Regions from separate parts of the Homo sapiens genome. Here regions 2, 3, 4 and 5 are each linked to region 1. Evidence: read pairs that join two places in POLR2A ChIA-PET (ENCODE). Cell type or tissue: MCF 10A. All regions are shown on one strand.

Evidence for each region. ChIA-PET counts read pairs that join two places held together with the same protein. Peaks named below come from ENCODE experiments on the same cell type or tissue, not always from the same donor. Only the 100,000 strongest peaks of a DNase experiment are listed, where the experiment ranks them.
Region 2: POLR2A ChIA-PET joins it to region 1 with 13 read pairs; 19 of 35 experiments call an interaction of 5 or more read pairs at or near these places.
Region 3: POLR2A ChIA-PET joins it to region 1 with 11 read pairs; 19 of 35 experiments call an interaction of 5 or more read pairs at or near these places.
Region 4: POLR2A ChIA-PET joins it to region 1 with 13 read pairs; 28 of 35 experiments call an interaction of 5 or more read pairs at or near these places.
Region 5: POLR2A ChIA-PET joins it to region 1 with 19 read pairs; 28 of 35 experiments call an interaction of 5 or more read pairs at or near these places.

The regions. Positions count from the first base shown.
Region 1 is chr14:49,866,034-49,871,033 of GRCh38, forward strand. It overlaps LOC105378179 (a long non-coding RNA gene), which reads right to left and starts at 2,137. Exons shown (of 3, transcript XR_943839.3): 1 at 1,953-2,137. RefSeq lists a silencer at 2,162-2,351. In MCF 10A, no CTCF peak of the experiment used is centred here; a DNase peak (open chromatin) is centred at 2,258.
Region 2 is chr14:50,078,259-50,083,258 of GRCh38, forward strand. All of the region lies in intron 2 of LINC01599 (long intergenic non-protein coding RNA 1599), which reads right to left. Among named protein-coding and RNA genes, the nearest start is that of LINC01599, 24 kb to the right of the region's middle. RefSeq lists enhancers at 4,602-4,661, 4,702-4,751, 4,882-5,000. In MCF 10A, no CTCF peak of the experiment used is centred here; no DNase peak of the experiment used is centred here.
Region 3 is chr14:49,948,160-49,953,159 of GRCh38, forward strand. All of the region lies in intron 2 of LOC100506446 (a long non-coding RNA gene), which reads right to left. Among named protein-coding and RNA genes, the nearest start is that of MIR6076, 16 kb to the right of the region's middle. In MCF 10A, no CTCF peak of the experiment used is centred here; DNase peaks (open chromatin) are centred at 2,342 and 2,892.
Region 4 is chr14:49,999,168-50,004,167 of GRCh38, forward strand. All of the region lies in intron 1 of LINC01588 (long intergenic non-protein coding RNA 1588), which reads right to left. Among named protein-coding and RNA genes, the nearest start is that of LINC01588, 5.9 kb to the right of the region's middle. RefSeq lists enhancers at 936-1,583, 1,570-1,619, 2,600-2,649, 2,660-2,869 and silencers at 2,100-2,229, 3,931-4,444, 4,130-4,489. In MCF 10A, no CTCF peak of the experiment used is centred here; DNase peaks (open chromatin) are centred at 184, 1,844, 2,094, 2,514 and 3 weaker places.
Region 5 is chr14:50,006,244-50,011,243 of GRCh38, forward strand. LINC01588 (long intergenic non-protein coding RNA 1588) reads right to left here and starts at 1,277. Exons shown (of 4, transcript NR_126498.1): 1 at 1-1,277. LINC01599 (long intergenic non-protein coding RNA 1599) reads right to left here. Exons shown (of 9, transcript NR_131171.1): 7 at 4,691-4,783; 8 at 4,363-4,442; 9 at 1,070-1,176. RefSeq lists an enhancer at 3,115-3,615. In MCF 10A, a CTCF peak has its summit at 1,274; a DNase peak (open chromatin) is centred at 2,898.

The DNA.
Region 1 (5,000 bases):
GTATTCTTCTACAATCTGTATTTATATGCATACCTATTTTTATTTTTGTTATTTATTTATTTTTTGAGACGAAGTTTCGCTCCGCTTGCCCAAGCCAGAGTGCAATGGTGTGATCTCAGCTCATTGCAACCTCCGCCTCCTGGGTTCAAGTGATTCTCCTGCCTCAGCCTCCAGAGCAGCTGGGATTACAGGCACGTGCCACCATGCCCAGCTAATTTTTTGTATTTTTAGTAGAAACGGGGTTTCACCATGTTAGCCAGGCTGGTCTCGAACTCCTGATCTTAGGTGATCCACCCGCCTCAGCCTCCCAAAGTGCTGGGCTTACAGGCATGAGCCACCACGCCCGGCCATGCATACCTATTTTTATTATAATTATGTTGTAAATAAAACATCTGTGTCTTGCTTTTCTTTCCCACATGTTACTATGTTTTTGGTGGCAGTATAATCTTTTATTATTATTATTATTTGAGACAGAGTCTTGCTCTGTCTCCCAGGGTGGAGTGCAGTAGCGCGTCTCAGCTCACTGCAACCACCACCTTCCCAGTTCAAATGATTCTCCTGCTTTAGCCTCCTGAGTAGCTGGGACTACAGGCAGGCTTCACCACACCCAGCTAATTTTTGTATTTTTAGTAGAGATGGGGGTTTCACCATGTTGGCCAGGCTGGTCTCGAACTCCTGGCCTCAGGTGATCTGCCCGCCTCCCAAAGTGCCGGGATTACAGGTGTGAGCCACTGCTCCCGGCCAGGTGGCCCTATAATCTTTTGATTTGGTGCATCATAATTTATGACTATTTAAATTGAACCACTATCAGTCACACTAATCACTTTACTATTCTATATATTTCACCTTTATTGTTTTATGAATTAGTGATCGGCATAGTATCCAGTGCTAAGTCAGTTATGCACAACCTCGAATCAGCCGTTTGCTTTTTTTTTTTTTTTTTTTTTTTTTGAGACGGAGTCTCGCTCTGTCGCCAAAGCTGTAGTGCAGTGACGCGATCCCAGCTCACTGCAAGCTTCGGCTCCCGGGTTCACGCCATTCTCCTGCCTCAGCCTCTCGAGTAGCTAGCTGGGACTACAGGAGCCCGCCACCACGCCCAGCTTTTTTGTTTGTTTTTTCAGTAGAGACGGGGTTTCACCGTGTTAGCCAGGATGGTCTCGATCTCCTGACCTCGTGTTCCGCCCGCCTCGGCCTCCCAAAGTGCTGGGATTACAGGCGTGAGCCACCGCGCCCGGCCAGCCGTTTGCTTTTTTAACAGTGCAAAAAACAAGGCCGTGTCTGGCTATATGGGGCTTTGCTTGTTCAAAATGTAACCTCTATACGGCCGCGCGCAGTGGCTCACGCCTGTAATCCTAGCACTTTGTAAGGCCCCGGCAGGCGGATCACTTGAGGGCAGGAGTTCGAGGCCAGCCTGGCCAACATGGTGAAACCCCATCTCTACTAAAAATACAAAAATTAGCCTGGCCTGGTGGCGCGCGCCTGTAGTCCCAGTTATTCAGGAGGCTAAGGCAGGAGAATCGCTTGAACCCGGGAAGAGGAGGTTGCAGTAAGCCGAGACGTGCAACTGCATTCCAGTCTGGGCAAGACTCCGTCTCAAAAAAAAAAAAAAAAAAAGTAACCTGTATGAAAGTTAATTTTGTGGCACTGAACATTGGAGTAGATAATAACCTCATCTGAAATGGGATGTCTCAATCTGTCTACAAAAAACTCCATGCCATAGAGCTCAAAAGTTTGTAAATTAGTCCTTTGGAGACGTTAAAGAGCATGGAGTCATACGAAAAGGCTTTCTGCCCTGGTAAGGGAAGAAAGCTTGTGGGCAGGTTGAGTCTGGTCCTTGAGTTCTCAGCTCTCACCAGGGAAGGGGTACCAGACAAAGCTGAGGCTGAACTTGAGCCGCACAGGCCCTGATTGCTGGGCCGTGAGAGAACACCCGAGGAGGGGGCCCAACGCACCTGAAGAAAAGACGACGTGGAGGTCATAAACGACCAAGAGAAAGGGGCGCACCGCGGACACTATCGCCAGCCGGACCCCAGATCAAGAGAAATAGAAGAGGAGCCGGGGTCTCCAAACACTACAGGCTGGGGTCCCAGGGCAAGGGACTGGGCCGCCGGCGGAAGCGTCGGGGAGAGGCGGGACTGTCGGCGGGGTGTGGGAGAGGCGGGGCGTGGGAGAGGCGGGGCGTGGGAGAGGCGGGGCCACCAGCAAGTGGGCGGGCGGGAGGCGGGGCCGCAGTTGGGGTGTGGAAGAGGTGGGGCAGCCAGCAACTGGGAGGGGAGGGAGGCGGGGCCGCCGGCGGGGCGCGGTGAAGAGGCAGGCTGCCAGAGTGCCTGGCCGACAAATTACCCAGCGTGAGCTCGGTCACCTGGGTGTGGCGGTTCAACCCTGAGCTACGTCCTCCCACGGCGCCCGGAGTTTCCCCACCCTTGACACAATGCCTATTCGCAGCTCGCTGCAGCGGAGTCATCTACTGCTGCTGGCAGGATTTTCATTGCGACGGGTTGTTATGTGCATTTCAGGACATACCCCGTGGGTTGTCCCTGATTCAGTTACATTTAATAAACGAGCGGTGGATTAACCGGAATTACAGTTTGACAGAAAACACGTTTTCTTCTCGACAACACCCTGCGTGTAGGAAGAGCCTTTAATATGGTTGATACACAATATTTAATCGATCCAGAAACACATTTCTTGTGACAGGCTTTTAAATATCAGAATAAATCCTAAGAGTGAACAGTTGAAGTTACTTATCCAATGTTACACTGCTAGGCCTATAAATAAACTTGCGGGGTCTATTTTCTCCCATTTGAATATGCTTTGATTTCCATATGACAGTTCTGCCGAAATGTTTTGACATTTTAGATCTTAGTAGAACTCCATTACAACACGACTATTTATTACGTTGATTCTGATCTGACGTGTAATAAATCATGTCCCCAAACCAAAACTCCATACATTAATATCCTGATATTTAACACACTTTATCCAACTATTGATTCTATCTGTTCACACCAATGTGGTAAAAGCTTTATGTTGTATTTAATTTATTCATTTTGAAAATATTTAAAATGCTTCATTTTCATTAGCTAACTTTGAAGAGTGCTTCTTTTGTTTGGGGACTCTGTAGATTTAGGCTAATGTCACCATTCAGAATAATTGGCAAATTGATTTGCCTTTCTTTGACTTTCTATTCTCCAAGCTGATTATACGCTGAGGTTAACACATTTGAACTGGCCGGCCGGTTGGGTGGCTCACGCTTGTAATGCCAGCACTTTGGGAGGCGGAGGTGGGTGGATCACCTGAGGTGAGGAGTTCGAGACCAGCCTGGCCAACATGGTGAAACCCTGTCTCTACTAAAAATACAAAAAATTAACCGGGCGTGGTGGCGGGCGCCTGTAATCGCAGCTACCCGGGAGACAGAGGTTGCAGTGAGCCGCGGTCGCGCCATTGCACTCCAGCCTGGGCAATAAGAGCGAAACTCTGTCTCAAAAACAAATATATATGTGTGTGTATATATATATATATATATATATATATATATATATGTGTGTGTGTGTGTGTGTGTGTATATATATATACATATATATTTGAACGTGCCTAGATTGTGGTAGGAAAACAAATACTTTAAATTGCATACAGCTTTCACTGACTAAGGTAAGAGGATCAGGATAACATTATTTGCCTAAACCATTCATTTACTCATTCAACAAATAAGTATTGAGATCTGCTATGTGCTAGGTGTCCCAGTGTGTCAACTATTAGTTAATATGGGGGAAAAATAATAGTTTTGAGAATAAAAGTGTAAAAAATGAAACAATTTGCTTGACATGATGCAAACAGTTTAATCATATATAGGTTTATGTCTATTCATCTTGGACCTGGAAGAGAGGACATAATTTCTGAGTAGAAGAATGACTGGGTTAATGTCTAATTTTGCATGTCCTCTGGCCCCAGCCATGATTAGTATAAAAATCCTAGGGTTTCCCTAGGTCTAGGGGAAGATATTACTCTCCTCACCACCTCCACATAGAGTAATATCTTCCCCTAGACCTCCTCCCCTTATGAACAAATGGAGGAACATTGAGGCTGTAAATGGCCTTTTGAGGTTCATATGACAGTCTACTTTCACTTCTTTTATTTTAGAGGGGGAAATTTTAAGCTTTCATGGGTGTGGTTTAGACAGTTTTTAAATATTACTTTGTTGAGAGTTTATGATGTGGTGGTTGAACAAATAGCACCATAGGTACTTGCTAGGGGATACATTACACATACAGTATGTCATCACAATTCACATTGTTAATAATTAAAAATATATTCTGTTACACTATGGTTTATGTGTATGATTTTTTTTTTCCTGAGATGGAGTCTCACTCTGTTGCCCAGGCTGGAGTGCCGTGGCACGATCTCGGCTCACTGCAATCTCTGCCTCCTGGGTTCAAGCGATTCTCCTGCCTCAGCCTCCCGAGTAGCTGGGATTACAGACGTGCACCACTACGCCTGGCTAATTTTTTTTTTTTTTTTTGTCAGTAGAGACGGGGTTTCGCTATGTTGGCCAGGCTGGTCTCAAACTCCTAACCTGAAGTGAACCGCCTGCCTCGGCCTCCCAAAGTGCTGGGATTACAGGCGTGAGGCACCGTGACCAGGCAGTTTATGTGTATGATACATTTCTTTTTTGAGATAGAGTTTCACTCTTTTTGCCCAGGCTGGAGTGCAGTGGTGTGATCTTGGCTCAACTCAACCTCCACCTCCTGGGTTCAAGTGATTCTTCTGCCTCAGCCTCCTAAGTAGGTGGGATTACAGGCATGTACCACCACACCCAGCTAATTTTTTTTTTTTTTTTTGTATTTTTAGTAGAGACAGGGTTTCTCCATGTTGGTCAGGCTAGTCTCGAACTCCCAACCTCAGGTGATCCATCCGCCTAGGCCTTTCAAAGTGCTGGGATTACACGTGTGAGCCACCGCGCCCGGCCTATATGTATATTTTATGACCAAAGGAATTCACAC
Region 2 (5,000 bases), 210 kb after region 1:
TACCTAGGAATCCAACTTACAAGGGATGTGAAGGACCTCTTCAAGGAGAACTACAAACCACTGCTCAATGAAATAAAAGAGGATACAAACAAATGGAAGAACATTCCATGCTCATGGATCGGAAGAATCAATATCGTGAAAATGGCCATACTCCCCAAGGTAATTTATAGATTCAATGCCATCCCCATCAAGCTACCAATGACTTTCTTCATAGAATTGGAAAAAACTACTTTAAAGTTCATATGGAACCAAAAAAGAGCCCGCATTGCCAAGTCAATCCTAAGCCAAAAGAACAAAGCTGGAGGCATCACGCTACCTGACTTCAAACTATACTGCAAGGCTACAGTAACCAAAACAGCATGGTACTGGTACCAAAAGAGAGATACAGACCAATGGAACAGAACAGAGCCCTCAGAAATAATACCACACATCTATGACTATCTGATCTTTGACAAACCTGACAAAAACAAGAAATGGGGAAAGGATTCCCTATTTAACAAATGGTGCTGGGAAAACTGGCTTGCCATATGTAGAAAGCTGAAACTGGATCCCTTCCTTACACCTTATACAAAAATTAATTCAAGATGGATTAAAGACTTAAGTGTTAGACCTAAAAACATAAAAACCCTAGAAGAAAACCTAGGCAATACCATTCAGGACATAGGCATGGGCAAGGACTTCATGTCTAAGACACCAAAAGCAATGGCAACAAAAGCCAAAATTGACAAATGGGATCTAATTAAACTAAAGAGCTTCTGCACAGCAAAAGAAACTACCATCACAGTGAACAGGCAACCTACAGAATGGGAGAAAATTTTTTCAATCTCCCCGTCTGACAAAGGGCTAATATCCAGAATCTACAAAGAACTCAAACAAATTTACAAGAAAAAAACAAGCAACCCCATCAACAAGTGGGCGAAGGATATGAACAGACACTTCTCAAAAGAAGACATTTATGCAGCCAACAGACACATGAAACAATGCTCATCATCACTGGCCATCAGAGAAATGCAAATCAAAACCACAATGAGATACCATCTCATACCAGTTAGAATGGCAATCATTAAAAAGTCAGGAAACAACAGGTGCTGGAGAGGATGTGGAGAAACAGGAGCACTTTTACACTGTTGGTGGGACTGCAAACTATTTCAACCATTGTGGAAGACAGTGTGGTGATTCCTCAGGGATCTAGAACTAGAAATACCATTTGACCCAGCCATCCCATTACTGGGTATATACCCAAAGTATTATAAATCATGCTGCTATAAAGACCCATGCACATGTATGTTTACTGTGGCACTATTCACAATAGCAAAGACTTGGAACCAACCCAAATGTCCAACAATGATAGACTGGATTAAGAAAATGTGGCACATATACACCATGGAATACTACGCAGCCATAAAAAATGATGAGTTCATGTCCTTTGTAGGGACATGGATGAAGCTGGAAACCATCATTCTCAGCAAACTATCCCAAGGACAAAAAACCAAACACCGCATGTTCTCACTCATAGGTGGGAACTGAACAATGAGAACACATGGACACAGGAAGGGGAACATCACACACTGGGGCCTGTTGTGGGGTTGGGGGAGGGGGGAGGGATAGCATTAGGAGATATACCTAATGTAAATGATGAGTTAATGGGTGCAGTACACCAACATGGCACACGTATACATAGGTAACAAGCCTGCACGTTGTGCACATGTACCCTAGAACTTAAGGTAAAATTAAAATATAAAAAAAAAAAAAAGAAAAGAAAATTCCTTCTCACTGAGAGCAAATTGGTGCAACCTCTTTGTGGCATATGCAAATATCAATTAAAATTTAGAATACAAATATTCTTTGACCTAACGATTCCAATTCTAGGATTTTTTTTCATAAATAATAACGAAACCAGTCCAAGACAAAAACACACGTGTGTAAATATTTATTTCAGCATTATCTGTAAGATGAGACCCAATAGAAATATTCTTTTTTTTTTCTTTTGAGATGGAGTCTTGCTCTGTCACCCAGGCTGGAGTGCAGTGGCGTGATCTCTGCTAACTGCAACCTCTGCATCCCAGGTTCAAGCAATTCTCCTGCTGCAGCCTCTCAAATAATTGGGATTATGGGCACCTGCCACCACACCCGGGTAATTTTTATATTTTTAGTACAGACAGGGTTTCACCATGTTGGCCAGGCTGGTCTTGAACTCCTGACCTCAGGTGATCTGCCTGCCTCAGCCTCCCATAGTGCTGGGATTACAGGCGTGAGCCACTGCACCTGGCCTAAAATATTCTTTAATATATGATAAATTTGTATACATCCAGGCCAGGTGCGGTGGATCACCTGAGGCGGGCAGATCACCTGAGGTCAGGAGTTCAAGCCCAGCCTGGCCAACATGGCGAAACCCTGTCTCTAATAAAAATACAAAAAAAAAAAAAAAAAAATAGCCCTGCATGGTGGCAGTTACCTTGTAATCCCAGCTACTTGGGAGGCTAAGGCAGGAGAATTGCTTGAACCCGGGAGGCAGAGGTTGCAGTGAGCCAAGATGGCTCCATTGCACTCCAGCTCTGGGCAAAAGAGTGAGACTCTGTCTCAAAAACAAACAACAACAACAAAAAACCTATTAATACTAAGCCTGGTGCTGGCTCCTTATGCCATTTATGGCCTAAAGAGCAGTGCTAGTTCCTGCTTTTCTTCCAGCAGCCATAAAGTAAGGGCTGAGCACTGGAGATTAGAAAATAAAAGATCCCACCCATGTTTCTGCAGAATTTCCAGACCAACAGTATGGTAGGGGTAGACTAGGGTGTTAAGCACCAAGAGGATTCAGCTGCATACACTTAACCTTGGCATAGTAATGTGATGAAATGCACACGTGCACAGGGAATGTTTAATAGTTCTTAGTCTCATAGGTTTGGTACCTGGACTCTCTCAAAAGGGTAGAGAATGGCTCTGAAGCCAGAATCAGAGATTTGGTCCCAATGCTGCTGTTTACTAGCTATTTGACCATGAATAAGCTACTCTTTGGTCTCAGTGTTCTTATCTGTAAATGGGATAATTCTAGCACCTATCTCCTAAGGTTGTTGTGAAGATTAAACAAATAAGTAAAATACATACCAAACGCTTGACCAATGCTAGACATTGCTATATATTTAAAAGCTATTCTATTTCAGAAAGAGAAAACAGTCCTATTTCCGCACAGCTGTGGCTCAAGCCTGTAATCCCAGCACTTTGGGAGGCCAAGGCAGGCAGATCACGAGGTCAGGAGATCAAGACCATCCTGGCCAACATGGTGAAACCCTGTCTCCACTAAAAATACAAAAATTAGCTGGGTATGGTGGCATATACCTGTAGTCCCAGCTACTTAGGAGGCTGAGGCAGGAGAATCGCTTGAACCTGGGAGGCAGAGTTTGCAATGAGCTGAGATCACACCACTGCACTCCAGCCTGGGTGACAGAGCGAGACTCTGTCTCAAAAAGAAAAAAAAAAAAAGAGCTTCAGAACTCTCACTCTTCCTCCTCTCTCCAAACACCCTGAGGCTATGAATTAAAATAACAGTCATGATCTTTGTCTCTGAAATTCTACAGAGGAGGAGTTTTCCTAAGCAGTGTTGTCTACTGCAACGCAAATTTTCTTGAACTATTCATTTTATCTCAAAATCATTTCTGAATCCCGCGGTCATTAATTTCAAATCCAGACTTGCCTTTGTATGTAATTCTATGTAGTATTTTCATTCATTTACAAAAGTTCGGGGGCCCACCGTGATGGCGCCGGTGGTCTCTGAAAAGATCCAACCAAGCACTTGGTCTAGTGTGCAGGAACTCCCATCTGCTGCTGCGTAAATAACTCGCAGCGGAGTTTCTAGGCTAAAAGCACAGCAGTTTCCCTACTGTGTAGGCATGATACAGGATTCCCGAACAGGAGGCCGTCGTGTGATCCAGAGCAAGCCCTCACTTGTCTGGAGCTCAGCTTCATCAGCTCTAAAACAAAGGGATTGAATTAAATGGCCTATTTTGTCCTTTCCAATTAAAAAGACTCTAAATATATAAGAACCCTGTCTCAGGAAGCTGAGCTCTTTCTTATACTATGCTGAAACAGCTCCCCCCGCCCACCCCAACCTTGCCACCATGCACTCAAGCACACAGAACCCGTGAAATAATAACAGCTCCCACTTACTGAGTGCAAAGTGCCGAGGGCTTTATATACGTCATTGCAATTAATCTTCACAGTAAATCTGTGAGGTTGCTACTAATTCTTCAGATGCCCAGAGAAGTCAAACTGAAGGCCTAAGTGGGAGCCTTGCTTCTTCTTTGTTAGACAGGAACCTGGCCGGATTTTTTGTGTTTGTTTGTTGGAGATAGGGTCTCGCTCTGTCGCCCAGGCTGGAGTGCACACTGCAGACTTGATCTCCTGAGCTCAAGCGATCCTCCTGCCTCAGCTTCCTGAGTACTGTAACTACAGGCCTGCACCACCATGCCCTGCTAATTTTTTACTTTTTGTAGAGACAGAGGCTCGCTATGTTGTCCAGGCTGGTCTTGAATTCCTGGGCTCAAGCAATCCTCCCGCCTTGGCCCCTAAAAGTGCTGGGATTACAGGCAGGAGCCACTGCACTGGGCCCTAGCCTAGATTATTAAAGTACCTGCTGGCTCTGTAACATCCTATAAATCTAGCTTCGTGGTCTTCTTCAGCTTTCCAAGTCAGCTACACCGGGGATGGGGGTCCAGGAACGTGGGATTCTTCCTGACGTGCAAGATGTGCAGTGATGTGCACCATCATCCTTGGATTCTACTTTTTGAATATGTTTTTTTTAGCCATGCTGGTTTTATTCATATAAAGCAGCACCCAAAGTGTTCTCCTGGAGCCTTTAAGAGCGTCCAGGACAAGCAGAGCTTCTGCACACTTGATTCCAAACCTCCTCCTTGCTCTCAAAAGGCCAGACACCTCCAGAGTTTCTCTCAGGAGAGAGACTGAGCGGAGTTCCCCTCCTGTGGGTGTTTGGCTTGCATCAGGCCGCT
Region 3 (5,000 bases), 82 kb after region 1:
TTTAGGTAGATAAAATGCAGACATTTTCTAGGGATGGGGAGTGAGGGGTTAGAGATGAGACAAGACAGTGGATGAGTTTGGATTTAGACTTCTTTATTTAGGGGCCCTCTGGGACACCCAGGTGGATATGGCCAAAATGCACTTGGAGATGGTCCGGGACTCAGAAGACAGTTCAGGGCTAGAGATAAATATTTGGAATTACTAGCTTATAAGTAATATGTGAAACTGTGAGAATAGATGTAACATCCAAAGGAGGAAGCATAAGTTGAAAAAGGTTGATATTAAGGGCTGGGTAGAGAAAGATGATGTGAGTGGTCATAGAAACAGGAGATTTGGGGAAGAGCGCTGTTTTGGAAGTCAAGGCCAAGGTTGAGATAAGAGTCTGGCCATCAAGCAGTCACTGGCCTCAAAAAGCAATTTTGTGAGGCTGGGTGTGGTGGCTCATGCCTGTAATTCCAGCACTTTGATAGTCTGAGGCGGGCAGATCATTTGAAGTCAGGAGTTCGAGACCAGCCTAGCCAACATGGTGAAACACCATCTTTATTAAAAATACAAAAATTAGTGGGGCATGGTGATGGGCGCTTGTAATCCTAGCTACTCGGGAGGCTGAGGCAGGAGAATCGCTTGAACCTGGGAGGTGGAGGTTTCAGTGAGCTGAGATCACGTCACTGCACTCCAGCTTGGGTGACACAGTGAGACTCCATCTCAAAAAAAAAAAAGAACAATTCTGTGGAGTGGAGCAACTGAAAGCCACACTCCAGTGGGTTGAGGCACAAATAGCTGCTCAGGGAGATTGTCAGTGAGAAGGTGAGTAGACTGAGCAGTTTTTCATGATGGAGTGTTGACCATGTTTCTTAGGGAGAAAAGGAAGAGGGAGATTTGTAACAAGGGAAAGAACAGAGAAAGAAGGGAGTGGGGCCTATCGATGGCTTGAGGTTTCAGGGATGTGGGGATAGCATCAGGAGAGCAGTGGTGAGTCTAGGAGGAGGGTACACATTCCTTCAGCTGGAACAAAGAATGCAAGTGAAAATATAAGCTGGGCTGGGCACGGTGGCTCACACCTGTAATCCCAGCACTTTGGGAGGCCTAGGCAGGTGGATCAACCTGAGGTCAGGAGTTCGAGACCAGCCTGACCAAGATGGTGAAACCCTGTCTCTACTAAAAATACAACAAATAGCTGTGCGGGGTGGCAGGTGCCTGTAATCCCAGTTACTTGGGAGGCTGAGGCAGGAGGCAGGAGAATTGCTTGAACTCGGGAGGCAGAGGTTGCAGTGAGCTGAGATCATGCCATTGCACTCCAGCCTGGGCGACAGAGCGAGACTCCATCTCAAAAAAAAAAAAAAAAAAAAATTAGCTGGGTGTGGTGGCACATGCCTGTAGTCCCAGCTATCTGGGAAGCTGATATGGGAGGGTCGCTTGAGCCCAGGAGGTTGAAGCTGCAGTGAGCCAAGATTGCGCCACTGAACTCAAGAGTGATGAGACTCTGTCTCATAAAATAAATAAATAAATAAATAAATAATGGAAAAAGAAAAAATGTAAGTTGGGAGATAGAAAAATGGTGAGAGAGTTATCCTGATGCCCTCTTCTTTCTCAATGAAGCAAAAGGCTGGGTCACCGCCTGAGTGTGAAAGGAGTTTGGGAGCATCTTTAGAAATTAAAATATATGATGCACCTAGCTTTTGTGGACCCCATATATTACATTTCTTTTTTTTTTTTTTAGACAGAGTCTTGCTCTGTTACCCAAGCTGGAGTGCAGTGGCACGATCTCGGCTCACTGCAAACTTGCCTCCTGGGTGCAAGCAATTTTCGTGCTTCAGCCTCCTGAGTAGCTGGGGTTACAGGCGCCCTCCACCATGCCCAGCTAATTTTTGTATTTTTTAGTAGAGACGGGGTTTCACCATGTTGGCCAGGCTGGTCTTGAATCTTGACCTCAGGTGATCCGCCGGCCTCGGCCTCCCAAAATGTTGGGATACATTTCCATTTTGGAATCTAAGTCATTTTTCACTTTCTTCTGAACCCAAGAAACATAACGTGTAAGAGCCAACAGCTTATACCAAAAGTCATGCAAATGCTAAGGTCTCAGTCCTGCTTGGAAAACTCACCCTGGGAATTTCTGACCAGCTAAGAGTTTGCCTTCAGATGTGTCTCTTGGTCTAATATAGTAAATCTATGCCAACCTATGCAGGTTTTATTGATGTGAAGATTGATGGCTGAGTAATTTATACCTTAACTAACCTGATAAGTTGACTCACTCTTTGAGAATGTTGTATCTTCTATGGAGAGAGAGTGAGAACTCCTTGGGGTAGGGAGGTCCCCTGAGAACTGTTAGTGTTCCTGATGTAATAATATGTCTGAAAGCCTTTTATTATGGAGTGAGTGTGACAGTTAAGGAACGGAAAGAAAGAAATGTGAGTCACACAAAATCCCCATTCCAAGTTCTGTAGCCATTGTCAATCATATTCAGGAAAATGTTGTAAGGAACTTAAATATTATATACTCTATTTATATTTTATATAATCTTTATAAATGCTATATACTTTAGCTTCACCTCTGATGGAAAAAGAGACATATGTGTAGTTTCACTTTCCTCTTCTATTTTATTATGCTTGCACTAAATGAGGCAGAAACACCTTAGCAGAGTGATTGGCCATGAGGGAGGGGACATGGGAGGGGATGTCGGCTTCTGCAGTGCAGAGGAGCCCTCAGAATTTAAAATTTTGCTCTATTTTCCTTTGAGATGTCTTACCTTTGCCCCAGGTTTCCCATTTCAGAGCATAATGTGGAGCAGGCTCACCCTACACGGGCACAGAATTCTGCAGGAGCTTGCCTGTTCTTGTCCTGGCTCCACACCGCTCCTCAGGGTTGGGTACAAAGTAGCTTTCCAAACCTCAGGTATGACCAGCCAGAACCTGTTTATTGCTGGCCACTGGCCAACTTTGAGGGCACTGGTACTGTGGCTCCCAAGATCCTGCTAATGGGCATGTTCAGTTACACACAGGCTGGGGATGGCCAACAGTAGTACAGCCTGGAGGATTTTGCACTTCCTTTGGCTGAACTAACAACATGAGACCCTTAAATACAGATCAAGCTAAGTGAAAAAGTTAAGGAAAATTAAAACAAGAAGCATTGGAAAGATTTTGCCTTTACTTAAAATTCCCCAACATTTTCCTTTTAAAAGAAAATTAGCTAACCAGCTTTTAGTGGTCATTTATGGCTTATAAATACTTTCTAAGACTTTGTGTCACTTCCTGTTGCACAAATGGCAGGTTGGAATGTGCCCTTAGATCTCACCTAGTATTTCCCTTTCCAGAGCATCTGTCTCCTCTATCATTCCTGGATCCTGAAAAACCTCCAGAAGAAAGGAGATGCTTTTGCGAGACACAGATCCCAAGGCTCCCCCTACTCCAGTGCTACCAGATGTAAGAGAAGACCCCTTTCCTGCCTGGACCTATGCCACAGGCTGTATCTGTTCACCACACTCATCACCCAAAGCTGGAGAAGCAGCAAGGAGCAATCACAGATGTGGGGTGATGTGTCCCCACCATTGTCATGATCCTTTGGACGTATCTTCCTCCTGTACACTTGAGCAGATTTGGAGACAGTCTATGAACATGTTTTTTTCCCCTGTTTTTATCAAGTGTTCTCTGTTTTCTACTGAATCTTCAAACACAGCTTGTGTCTTATTTTCTGTTGGATGTATCGAGAATAGTATTTTCCCACTTCTGAAGAGCTTAAAAAATAGGCCATACTTCTGTTTTTCTGAGAATGTAGTTCTGCCTATAAGTGGGGAGATGAAAATAGCCTTCTAAATCTGTGGTCCTTAAGTTTATCTTCCCTCTTAACTTCACCAGGGAGCCAACAGCACCCATGTGCCTCAGGGTGGAGGTAAGAGTGAGAGATGAAGTGCAAAAGGTTGTTCAAACTTAAGTGCCTGGCAAGTCTTTTGGTCCCTGAGCCTGGGGAATTGCTATAGAAATCTAATCAGAGAAAGCAATCCAGGGCCAATGGGCAGGGCCAAGTACTGGGCAGGAATCAGGGTCATGGGTTACAAATTCATTTGAGAGTGAAATTATGAGCTTGCATAAAACTTTTATAGGGCTTGATCCTGGGAAATAGGTGAGTACCTTTACAAGGTAGTTAACTGAAAGCTGGAGTTTTCAAGACTTTAACGCTTTTTTCTTCTCCTTAAGTGGTTGGGAATGTGGTGGACATTTGTTAAGTGTGTTTATTTTTTGTTCAGCTTCCCTTCTTCCAATCACAGTTTTGGTGTGACACAGTATTCTACATTGTGTTCACGGCCAACCCCCTCCCTCTATTCAGGGACCTCCAGGGAATGGTGCAGGACTCAAGCTCAGCCAGTCAGAGCCTCCTTTCTGGACCTTGAATATCAAGGGAAGAAGCAGAGGGTGAAAAATAGTTCAGAGGACGCTAGTGGTGGCAGTGTCATCTGTGGGCAGCAGTGAGGTGCTGGCAGGGGCAGACTGTCCTGTGGAATGACCTGGGCCATGCTCCTCCGTGCCCATTCTCTCTTGGTTTCCAGCCATTTTCCTGATCCTTGTTCTCTAGCCCTCCCATCCATCTTGTGAACTATTCAGTATCCTTCTAATACATTCCAGCTTAAATCAAATTAGTCAGGGCTGGTTTCTGTTGCTTGCAACCAAGAATTATATTGGGCCATCTGATGTTCCTATCCTCAAATCTAAAGAGATGTTTCCAGTGTTGCTAGTTGGAGTCTACTTAGAATGGTCTGGCAGCAAGCATGGTATGTCCCTCTATGTGAAAGGAGCTGTACTTAGAGATTTTAAGACCAATCTAGAGTCTAGGGTTTCCAGCATGTTTCCCAAGTGGACCCAACTAATTTGATGTAGAGAGAAATTCCACTGAGTATGGACTCCAAATAGTCAATGTTTGTAGGTATGAAGCCCAAGCCACAAACCTAGGTGGCAAGAGATGGTGAGTTTCTTCATGTATTTAAATCAACTTAATTTCAACTTTACCTT
Region 4 (5,000 bases), 130 kb after region 1:
TAATGATTTTTTAAGTTGGAGTGTGTTTGGATGAGGAGGGACAAGAAAACTGCTTCTGCAGGGGAGGTGGTCCCCACTGCAGCTTCATCTGTCCCTAGGCCACCTCCCTGCAGCCACCCCAGGCAGTCGTGCAGGACGTCATGTCCTGGCTGCTTTCCTCTGAGTCACAGAGCTCGCCACAGCACTTCTTCCTCCGCCTCTTACAGGCCTGGCCAGCCAGGAAGTCACAACCACAGCTAAGAGGTTCTGTGCTGAGCATCTACAGTAGCCCCCAAGTGAGGCCAGAGGTAGATGGTAATGGGTCTGAGGCTTGGGGCCATTTCACAGGACAATCATCTCTATACTTTTCATTTTGGTTTTAGAACTCTGTGGGATTTCTTTATCTCAAATGCCCTTATCAGTCTGCAGATCTCCTGAAGGCTCATCTGGTTTGCTAGGTCTTAGTCTGCTCAATACAGATGATAAGATAGTGGGTGAAACAAGAGGTTTGGTAACATAAGTTCCTGATGACATGAGTTGTACACAGTATATGTGCAATTTCTCAACACATGTTTGGCCTAAACACTTGCAAATACACCATCCTGAGCTAAGAGAGTGACTTTCTTTGATTTTTTTTTTCTTTAAGCAATGACACTAATCCAACAACAATCATTGGAGAATGCCTACTATTTTCCAGGCATTCTCACAAGACCACCAGATTCAATGTGAGAGATCCCCTGCCCTCTAGAGTTTTACAGGTTAATGGAAAGGGGTTTTTACCAAGAAGCGCAAATCCAAATTACTCGTTTCTTATGTTAGCAACTTCACCCTCAGGAGTAAGCAGCAGCAGCAGCCAAGGGGCACACAGAGCCACAGGCTAAACACGGTCCACAGCTTCCTGAAATCAAAGGGCTTCAAAGATTTGGAAGACACATTTCTTTTGATTTTTAAAGCAACCACACACCTATTCTGGAATAGTGTACAAAAATCACATAGGCCATCCCGACTCCTAACTGAATCCCCTCTTCCACCGTCAGAGGACGAGGGCACTTTTTGGCATGATGGAGAGAAGCGAGGGGGCAGGGGTGGCCAGAGAGACGGCTGGAGTGGAGGCGGGGGCACCAGCGTGGGGTGAAGGCAGAGGCACCACGGGAATGTAAATTGCAGGACGCATCCTGAGGCAGTGAGTGTTCGGGGCATTCTTGTGGGTGGTCACTTGGGCCCTAGATTAAAGGCAGAAACACAGAAATGCCTTGGGGGACGTTGTAAACTTCAACAGCTCTATCTGTTGTTTCAGGAATGAGGGAGAAACATTCACCAGAAGCTTCAGACTGGGAGGAGACAGAGTCTTTGAGGCAACCCAGGGGCTTCTTAGCTGCAGCTGTGTCTGCTTTGAAGTTCAGTCCACTCTCCCCAGGAAGCCAAGAGGCTCTCAAGTGCTTGCAGCAGAGAAGTTTCATAGAACAGAAAGAGCAGACAGAGGCACGCTGCGCCCTCCAGCACGGCTGCCTGGCAGGAAGCTTTGCTGAGTAACTTTGGTTTTAGTTGGAAACCTTCTGTCATGTTCCTGTCGGGGCAGTGTGGGGAGTGTGGGCTGCACTGTGGCGGGTGGGTTAGATTTCCTCCTTCCATGCAGTGGACAGGGATGTGGGATGGGGGCACGAAGCCATGGACAAGTGGATAACTGACCTTGAGAAGATGTAGAGGTCACCACAGAGGGTTTCCAACTCACGAAAGCATTTCTGCTATGGGAAGGACAAGGGACGCTGGCCTATGGAACAGGCCACCGGAGATTCCAGAGCAGAGCCCTGCCCAGGCCTCCAGACTTGTGGCTTTAATTATCCAGTTAGTCATAGGTTTACTGTCATCCAAGTTTAAGAAGCTTGACTGTGACCCATGTGCAAAAAAAGGTTGTTCAGGCTTTTTTTTTTTTTTTAAAGCCACTCTGGGCTGTTCAGCAGGCTGAGACAGGATCCCCAGAGCCCACCAGCCCTGCAGAAGTGGGGACTGCCTACCTGCACTTTTCTTTCTTAGGCACTTTTATCTTGAACACAGAGCCTCAGGCATTGGCCAGTCCGGTTAGTCTGGAAAAACTTGAGAGCCAACAGTTTATTTCTGCTCTGAGGGCAGTTTCACTAGCACAGAGCACATGGCGAGCAGAGCCCAGATTACAAGGCTGGGCGGGGCGGGGCGGGGGCGGGGGCGGGGGCGGGGGTGCAGGTGAGGTGCTTCGGCTCTGACGGGCGCTGGGCTGCTCACCCAGTTTTACATGGGAAGTGGTAGGGCCCTGTCTCCCCTGGCCCCTGCCCATGCCCCGGGAGAAATGGGTATGTTTGGGTGGTACCTTCCTGCATGGGCAGAGGCAGGTGATTGTATCGCCAGCCCTGGAGCTCAGCGTGCACAGCTTGGGCTTCCATTTGGAGGAACCTGATCCTTGGACTTGAACACTCTGCTCTTTGTGTTTTGCACAACAGGAGAGTCCTGCTCCTCGCTTAGCTCAGCACAGCGAGTCCCCTGGCTTCAGCTTCCCTCCTGAGCACCTGACGGTTGTCGGTTTACTGTGACTCACTGCCATTCTATCTGCCTGGGCTTATGTTTCCAGCATCTCACCAGAGCTGTTGTGACCCATCTCCTGGGCAAAGCCTTCCACGGAGAGGCTGCCGGGCCAGCAGGAGAGGAGACCCAATCCATCCATCAGCATTTGAATAATTCCATCCACACATACTTCTCTTCCAAACACCCGGGCTATTTTCCTTTCCCTGAGCCATGCAAGCCCAAGGAGCCAGCAGGGTTGCGTGCTCTCAGGAGTAGGACACGTCACATCAACTTGAGTGCTCCAGGAGCCCTGCCACAATGGTTTCTTTGTGAGATCATCTTTGCAGCGGTTTCCTGAAGCTCTGGCCTCCTTCCTGGTATCTTCACACATTCTAGGTGTTTCAATTCAGTAAAAACATAAGGGCCTTTTGACTGCTCACTCCTGCACTTCACACTGGGAAGGACACAGAAGTCCCCAGAGAGTGCCCTGGACGACAAAATGTAGTTCAGAGGTATCTAAGGTGGGTTCCACCCAAAAGGGTCCCACAAAGAAAGAATTCCAGGGCCAATTAAATTTGGGGATCTGCATAGTCCATCTCTCTCTTGGTGATTCAAAACATATATTTATATATATTAAAGGTTCTGAGAAGTCCTGTAAGTAAATCCTGTTCCACTTTTTAACCCACCATCTCCCAAACCCAGCATGATACTGATATCAGCATGCTACTCTTTTCATATAACACCTACTTATATATGAAGGAACTAATTGAGGTCTTTTGAGATATATTTTAGGAAATGATCTAACAGTGGTTTTTAACCTAAGGAAACACCTCACTAGAGAGTGCTTGGGCACAGGAGGTGGCATTTTGGGTTGTCACAAAGATGGGGAGGTGCTACTTGCATTTCATACATAGGGGTTGTGGGGGCAGGGGCAGCTAGTGCTGTTACAGTGATGATGCAATGCGGCCCCGTCCCAAGTGGGGTGGGGGGCACTGTCCTGCCCTAAATGCCCACAACTCTCCCCACGCCGCTCTCCCACCCCATTGAGAAGCAGTGGTTGGACCTACGCTCAGCATTGTGCTCCCAGGCCCTCTCTGCGGGTTCAAACGCCTCTTGATGTCCTCTTGGTCTCTGCCTCCTTGCTTCCTCTAGTTGGGATGCCTGCACGCTGGAGAGAGTTGGGTCTTTTGTGGCTTTTGTGGCTCTGGTCCCAGTAGGAGATGACAGACACAACCAGAGGGCAGGATTCCCTCGTTCCACGGTTCCATCTACTCTGGAGGCGAAAAAGGGGTGTGTGAAGTGGTCCCTGGGAATAAAGAGAAAGCTGCTCACCTTTCTGAAAAACTTTTCACCTCTCAGGGAAAGGGGACCTGAGAGAAGCCTAAGAGAAAACTCCTGATGCTTAGCCAACTCCTTGAGAAGGAAAGTGAGAATGGAGGCTGAAGCCCCTTCCATCCTTCCTGGTAAAGCAGCGGAGACGCCAACACCCACGATCTGCAACTCAAAGTCAAGGGATTCCGTGTCCCTGCTTGTGTCAACATAGAAAACGCCCATGGCAACGGGCAAGTGCGGCCTGAAATGGCAGAGTGTGTGTTTCACAAAACAGGGGTGGCTCACGGCTGCAGCCGCCCGGGGAGGTCCTGGCCTTGCCTTCGAGGGGCTGGTCCTCGGGGGGTGGATGCAGCTTTGCGGGGCTGGCTCCACGTCGCGCCGCGGCGGTTTGGGCTGGGGAGCAGCCCTGCAGGGAGGCGCCGCCGGGTGGGCCGCGGAGATAGCTGCAGGGCGGGGCCCCCGGGGGCGCGGGGACGCCCAGCGGCCGGATATCAGCTGCCACGCCCGCGTGGGCGGAGAAAAGAGCAATTTGACTTTGGACGGAGAGCTGAGATGCGGGGAGGAAATCCACCACCGGCCTCTGGCGACTCCTGTCCTGCGCGCAGGGGAGGCAGCGCAGCCCGTGAACACCCCCGAGCCCGGTGCGGGCCGAGCAGTTCTCCGCACCTCCGGTAAAGGTGCAGGACCGGGTGATGGTCTCTGCAGCAGTCAGAAGGCTCCTCTCCCAGCCCAGGAACGTCTGCAATAAATTGCTTCCATGTGCGGGCTTCCCGCTTCCTCTTTCTCTCTCAGGGTTAATGTGGGAAAAGGGAAGTGGCTTTTTTTTTTTTATTTTGAAAATTAGCTTTAGGGCAAAGTCCTGCCAAGTGTGTAGTTCAATACCCCATATTATAGGTGAGGACACTGAGCTCCAGAGAGATCAGATTCCAGGTCACACTGCTGGTGCGCCGCCAAACCAGGTGGAGAACGCTGGTGCCTCCGCTCCTTGGGCATTTTGACTCCGGCATTCATGATTGTTTTCCCTTCTTTAATACCCACTACAGCAAAAATTTTGTTGCTGTTTCCCTCTGTTAAGAATTATTAAAACTTGGAGGAGGGGAAGCAAAAAGTTCTTTCAATATTAAATTAAAGCACTGTCTAACGAGCCCATCTGA
Region 5 (5,000 bases), 140 kb after region 1:
GTGGAGGTGGGGAGAGGAGCTTTTCCTCCTGGCTTTCCCACAAACACTGACTTCCATGCCTCTGGCCTGGAACCACATGTAACCAAAGCCATATGTTCAACTTGCGTTAATTAAATGGTGGCCTCAGCAACATTTCTGGTGCTGCTTCTGTTGCTTTGGCATTATGATGTCTTCAATATTTGTTACTGTGTGTCGTTTGTCATGTTTAACCCAGTGGCTCAGATTCTATTTGTTTGTAAAACTTAAATGTTGAGAGACTTCTGTTCTTGATTTTTTAGAAAATAAAAATTATTTTTGGTTTATTCCATGAGAACATATCTTCTATAGGTTGAACCTCCAAGGTTCTTCCTTCTTGATTTTTCTGGGAGATGACTGTAATTTTTTTTTTTTTTTGAGACGGAGTTTCGTTGCTGTTGCCCAGGCTGCTGGAGTGCAATGGTGCAATCTCAGCTCACCGCAACCTCCGCCTCCCGGGTTCAAGGAATTCTCCTGCCTCAGCCTCCCAAGTAGCCGGGACTACAAATGCGTGCCACCACGCCCAGCTAATTTTTGTATTTTTAGTAGAGATGGGGTTTCACCATGTTGGTTAAGCTGGTCTTGATCCACCTGCCTCAGCCTCCCAAAGTGCTGAGATTATAGGCGTAAGCCACTGTGCCTGGTGTAATCTTAACTGCTTTTTAGGAAATGGTGTAAGAAAAGGCTGTGCCATAAACTCAAAATCCTACTAATCCCCAGTTCTCAGCCCCAAACCGAAGAAAGATTACATTTCCAGTCCAGTTTCTAATCCCAAGTATCCATGCACCCAGGATGGCGGGAAAAGGGAAAAGGCGGTACCTTAAATGAGGGAAGGACATCTCAGTCTTGGCCAGTTCTTACTCTTCCCAGGGGCCACCCTCAAGCCCCACCCTGAGCAGGTAAGTGAGGCAGGCAGGCAGCCTGGGAGCATGTGTGGGAGGGAATCCAACGGTGTTCTCCAGGCTGCAAGAGCTGGGCAGACACAATCGTGCTGCAGCCCTGGCCTGTGTTTTTCTTTCCCACAAAGACCAACACCGGTGCTGCTGACATCATGACAGGTTTGATCATTTTTATTTTGCGGTGAGCGTGGTGTCATGGTGATGAAGAGTCCTGTGAGCTTGTGCAGGTCCCCTCAACTGCAGGCTGTCCAGGCTTCCTCCTCTACAGTAAAGACAAGGAGAATGGCTGCTTCCTAAGGTGATGGCGAGGTAGGATGAGGAGTGTAAACGGCCCACCCTGCTCCCAGTGGTAACTATGGGTATGATTTCCTTTTGGGAGAAGACAGAGATTGCCCTTCTGATCCTCCCAGCTGTAAATTTGGGCTGGGGCAACTTTTAGACACAAACAGGGCACTCCTGGCTACAGGGCCTCAATGTTTTCCTTGAGGTGGAGTATCTAGGCATTTCCCTGAGGTTTCTGATGCCTGGGCAGGGTGGGGTGGGGTGTGGCTGGTTCTGACAGCTGTTCCCCACCCAGCTTTGTGCCCTGGGGAGGGAGATCTACCTGCACATCCCGCTGCACTGGATCTGCAGGGAGCTGGGGCTGCCCTTGGACGCCTCAGGCACAGGCCCTCATCCTCTGCCTAACTGCTTTTTACACCCATCCCTTGAGTCCAGGGAGATTTTGCCACAATTTCAAAAAAGAAATGATTATTCAGAAGGCATTCTTCTATATATTTCCTTTTTTTTTTTTTTTGAGATGGAGTTTCGCTCTGTCACCAGGCTGGAGTGCAGTGGCATGATCGGCTCACTGCAACCTCCGCCTCATGGGTTCAAGCGATTCTCCTGCCTCAGCCTCCCGAGTAGCTGGGACTACAGGTGCATGCCACCACGCCCAGCTAATATTTTAATTTTTAGTAGAGATGGGGTTTCACCATGTTGGCCAGGATGGTCTTAATCTCTTGACCTCGTGATCTGCCCGCCTCAGCCTCCCAAAGTGCTGGGATTACAGGCATGAGCCACCGTGCCTGGCCACATTTCTGTATATCTTGCAAGCAGACACACTGTCTGTCTTTTATTTGATCATCTTTCCAAGGATGCTGGTATAGCATGTATGCTTGGAAAATAGAGATGCTGTTTCTCCAGAGAAAGGGGGAGCTTGCTTGCATTCTTCTATGTAGTTCTAAGGCCCCTGCTCCACTGTACAGCAAGTGGCCACACCCTTAGTGTCTTCCTTGCCTAACCCAGACCCTTACAGCACTCAGCTTGGAAAAGACCCTTGCAGCGCTCAGTTGGGTGCCATGATTATGCCTGTAATCCCAGCACTTAGGGAGGCCAAGGTGGGTGGGTCACTTGAGCCTGGGAGTTTGAGACCAGCCTGGGCACCATGGCAAAACGCCATCTCTAAAAAAAAAAAAAAAAAAAACCACAAAAATTAGCCAGGCATGAGGATGCACCTGTAGTCCCAGCTACTGGGGAGGTTGCTGCAGTGGGAGGATTGCCTGAACCCAGGGAGGTTGAGGCTGCAGTGGGCTGTGATTGTGCCACTGCACTCTATCTTGGGTGACAGAGTGAGACCCTGTCTCAAACGAAAACAAAATTTCAAAAAAAAAAAAAAGAATGCATTCTTGCCCTTAGAGGCTCCATCCTCACCTCCCTCTTCTGGTTTCTCTTCCTCTGTCTCTGCTGTGTGTGTCTTTAATAAAGAACACTGAAATTAGTGAGCCAGGTTTGCCTCCTGGGCAGGAATTATGAAATCCAGGTGGCCTTGGTTGTAATAGGGGGAAAAAAAAACCTTTATTTTGTCTGCTTAGTGTTGTCCTGGCTTTTCTTTGCATATTCCGTCCCCCTACCCCCAAACTCACTGTGCTGTTCTGGTGAGGCTGACCCCACCCAGATTCAGGACTGACCCAGGCCTGGCCAATCAACAAGGCCTTCAGGGACTGGTACGTGTCAGTTAAATGAGTCAGTCCCAGGACGCTTTGTATATATATGTATGTAATATTTGTAACTATTGGGAAAGTGTCTAGCTTTCCACAGGAACTTCTAACCTGTTCCAGTGTGACCCTAAGGATGCCGGTAGCCATCTTGCCACTCTCGGGAGAGGAAGAGCCACAGAGACAAGGCAACTCTGAGAGCTGAGTCCTGATGACCGGTCGAAGCACCCGAATTCAGCAGTATGTGAAGCCCCTGAACTTCCAGTTATATGTGCTGATGAATTATCTTTTTTGCTGAAGTCCATTTGAATTGGAGTTTATATCATTTGCAATTTAAAGAGAACTGATCACCAGCTGGCTCAAGTCTGAAGTATAAACTGGTTTCTAGCAATCAAAAGCAATGTGTGACCAGCACAGTGGCTCCAGCCTGTAATCCCAGCACTTTGAGAGGCTGAGGAGGGAGGATCACTTGAGGCCAGGAGTTTGAGACCAGCCTGGGCAACATAGCTGGACCCCATCTCTAAAAATACGTAAATTAAAAATAATTTTTTTTTTTTTGAGACGGAGTTTCACCTTTGTCACCCAAGCTGGAGTGCAATAGCACGCTCTCGGCTCACTGCAAATCTCCGCCTCTCGAGTTCAAGCAATTCTCCTGCCTCAGCCTCCGGAGTAGCTGGGATTACAGGCATGCACCACCACGCCCGGCTAATTTTTTTGTATTTTTAGTAGAGACAGGGTTTCACTACGTTGGCCAGGCTGTTCTCGAACTCCTGACCTCAGGTGATCCGCCTGCCTCAGCCTCCCAAAGTGCTGGGATTACAAGCATGAGCCGCCACACCCAGCCTAAAAATAAAATTTTTAAATAAAATAAAATTTTTAAAAAGCAAAGTATTTCCGCCGGGCATGGTAGCTCATGCCTGTAATCCCAGCATTTTGGGAGGCCGAGGCAGGCGAATCATGAGGTCAGGAGATCGAGACCATCCTGGCTAACACGGTGAAACTCCGTCTCTACTAAAAATACAAAAAATTAGCCGGGTGTGGTGGCGGCCACCTATAGTCCCAGCTACTCGGGAGGCTGAGGCAGGAGAATGGCTGGAACCTGGGAGGTGGAGCTTGCAGTAAGCTGAGATCATGCCACTGCACTCCAGTGTGGGCAACAGAGCGAGACTCTGTCTCAGAAAAAAAAAGTAAAAAAGAAAAGAAAAAAGAAAAAACACTGCCTTCCACTTTTTCCCTCTTTATTAAAACCATTCCCCTTCCTTCATCATAGCTAGGTGATCTGTCTCCACTGTGCTTTTAGCAACACGGCCTTGAAAAAGAGACTCTGAGAGACTCACTCCAGTCATGCAGAATTTTGGGACAATAGTGAGGTTTTCTCCCCAGGGATCCCTTCCATGTTTGAATTTCCCCACTCCAAGAGTTGTTCAGCAGAGGCCATGGGGACTGGCATCTGGATCCCGACCCACACTTACTCCAAGTTTTCCACTTTCGGAAGTCTCCCAATCTTCAGGCTGAAGTTGACTTCAGTGGGGCAGGCAACTGCATGCCCTACCTAGGTGCCAGTGAGAATTGGATTCAGCTTTTAAAGACCCTACTTTCTGCCTCCAAATGGTCTAAACAAAGATAGAAGTGTATTTCCTTCTCAGGTGAATGAAGTCTGGACTTAGTCTTCCTGAGGTTGTCATGAACCAGGATCTCTTTATCCTGCTTTCTCCCCATCCTCGGCGTTTGGCATAAACCTTCCATGACTCCTTTCCCTCCCCTCTTCTCTCCCCACACTGCACATGCCATGTCACTTACTTCATTGGCTGGAACACGGAGACTCCACCAGCGAGGGAGGCTGGAAAAGGCATTCTTCATTCTGAGTGCCAGTTTCATGTCGGGGGCCCATCACTAAGGAAGAAGAACAGAATGGATATTTGGGGGATACTAGGAGTTCTCTGACCTCTCATGCCACTCCGTGATGTGCCGCAGCAAAAATCCTCACTGGAATAGCTCCAGTGCTGGTGATGCCAATGAAGGCCACTGTGGAAAAGAAAAGAATAATTAATTCCAGACACATCAGTAAAGACACCCTCCTGTTATAAATGCTGAGAGAATGGCTTGGGAC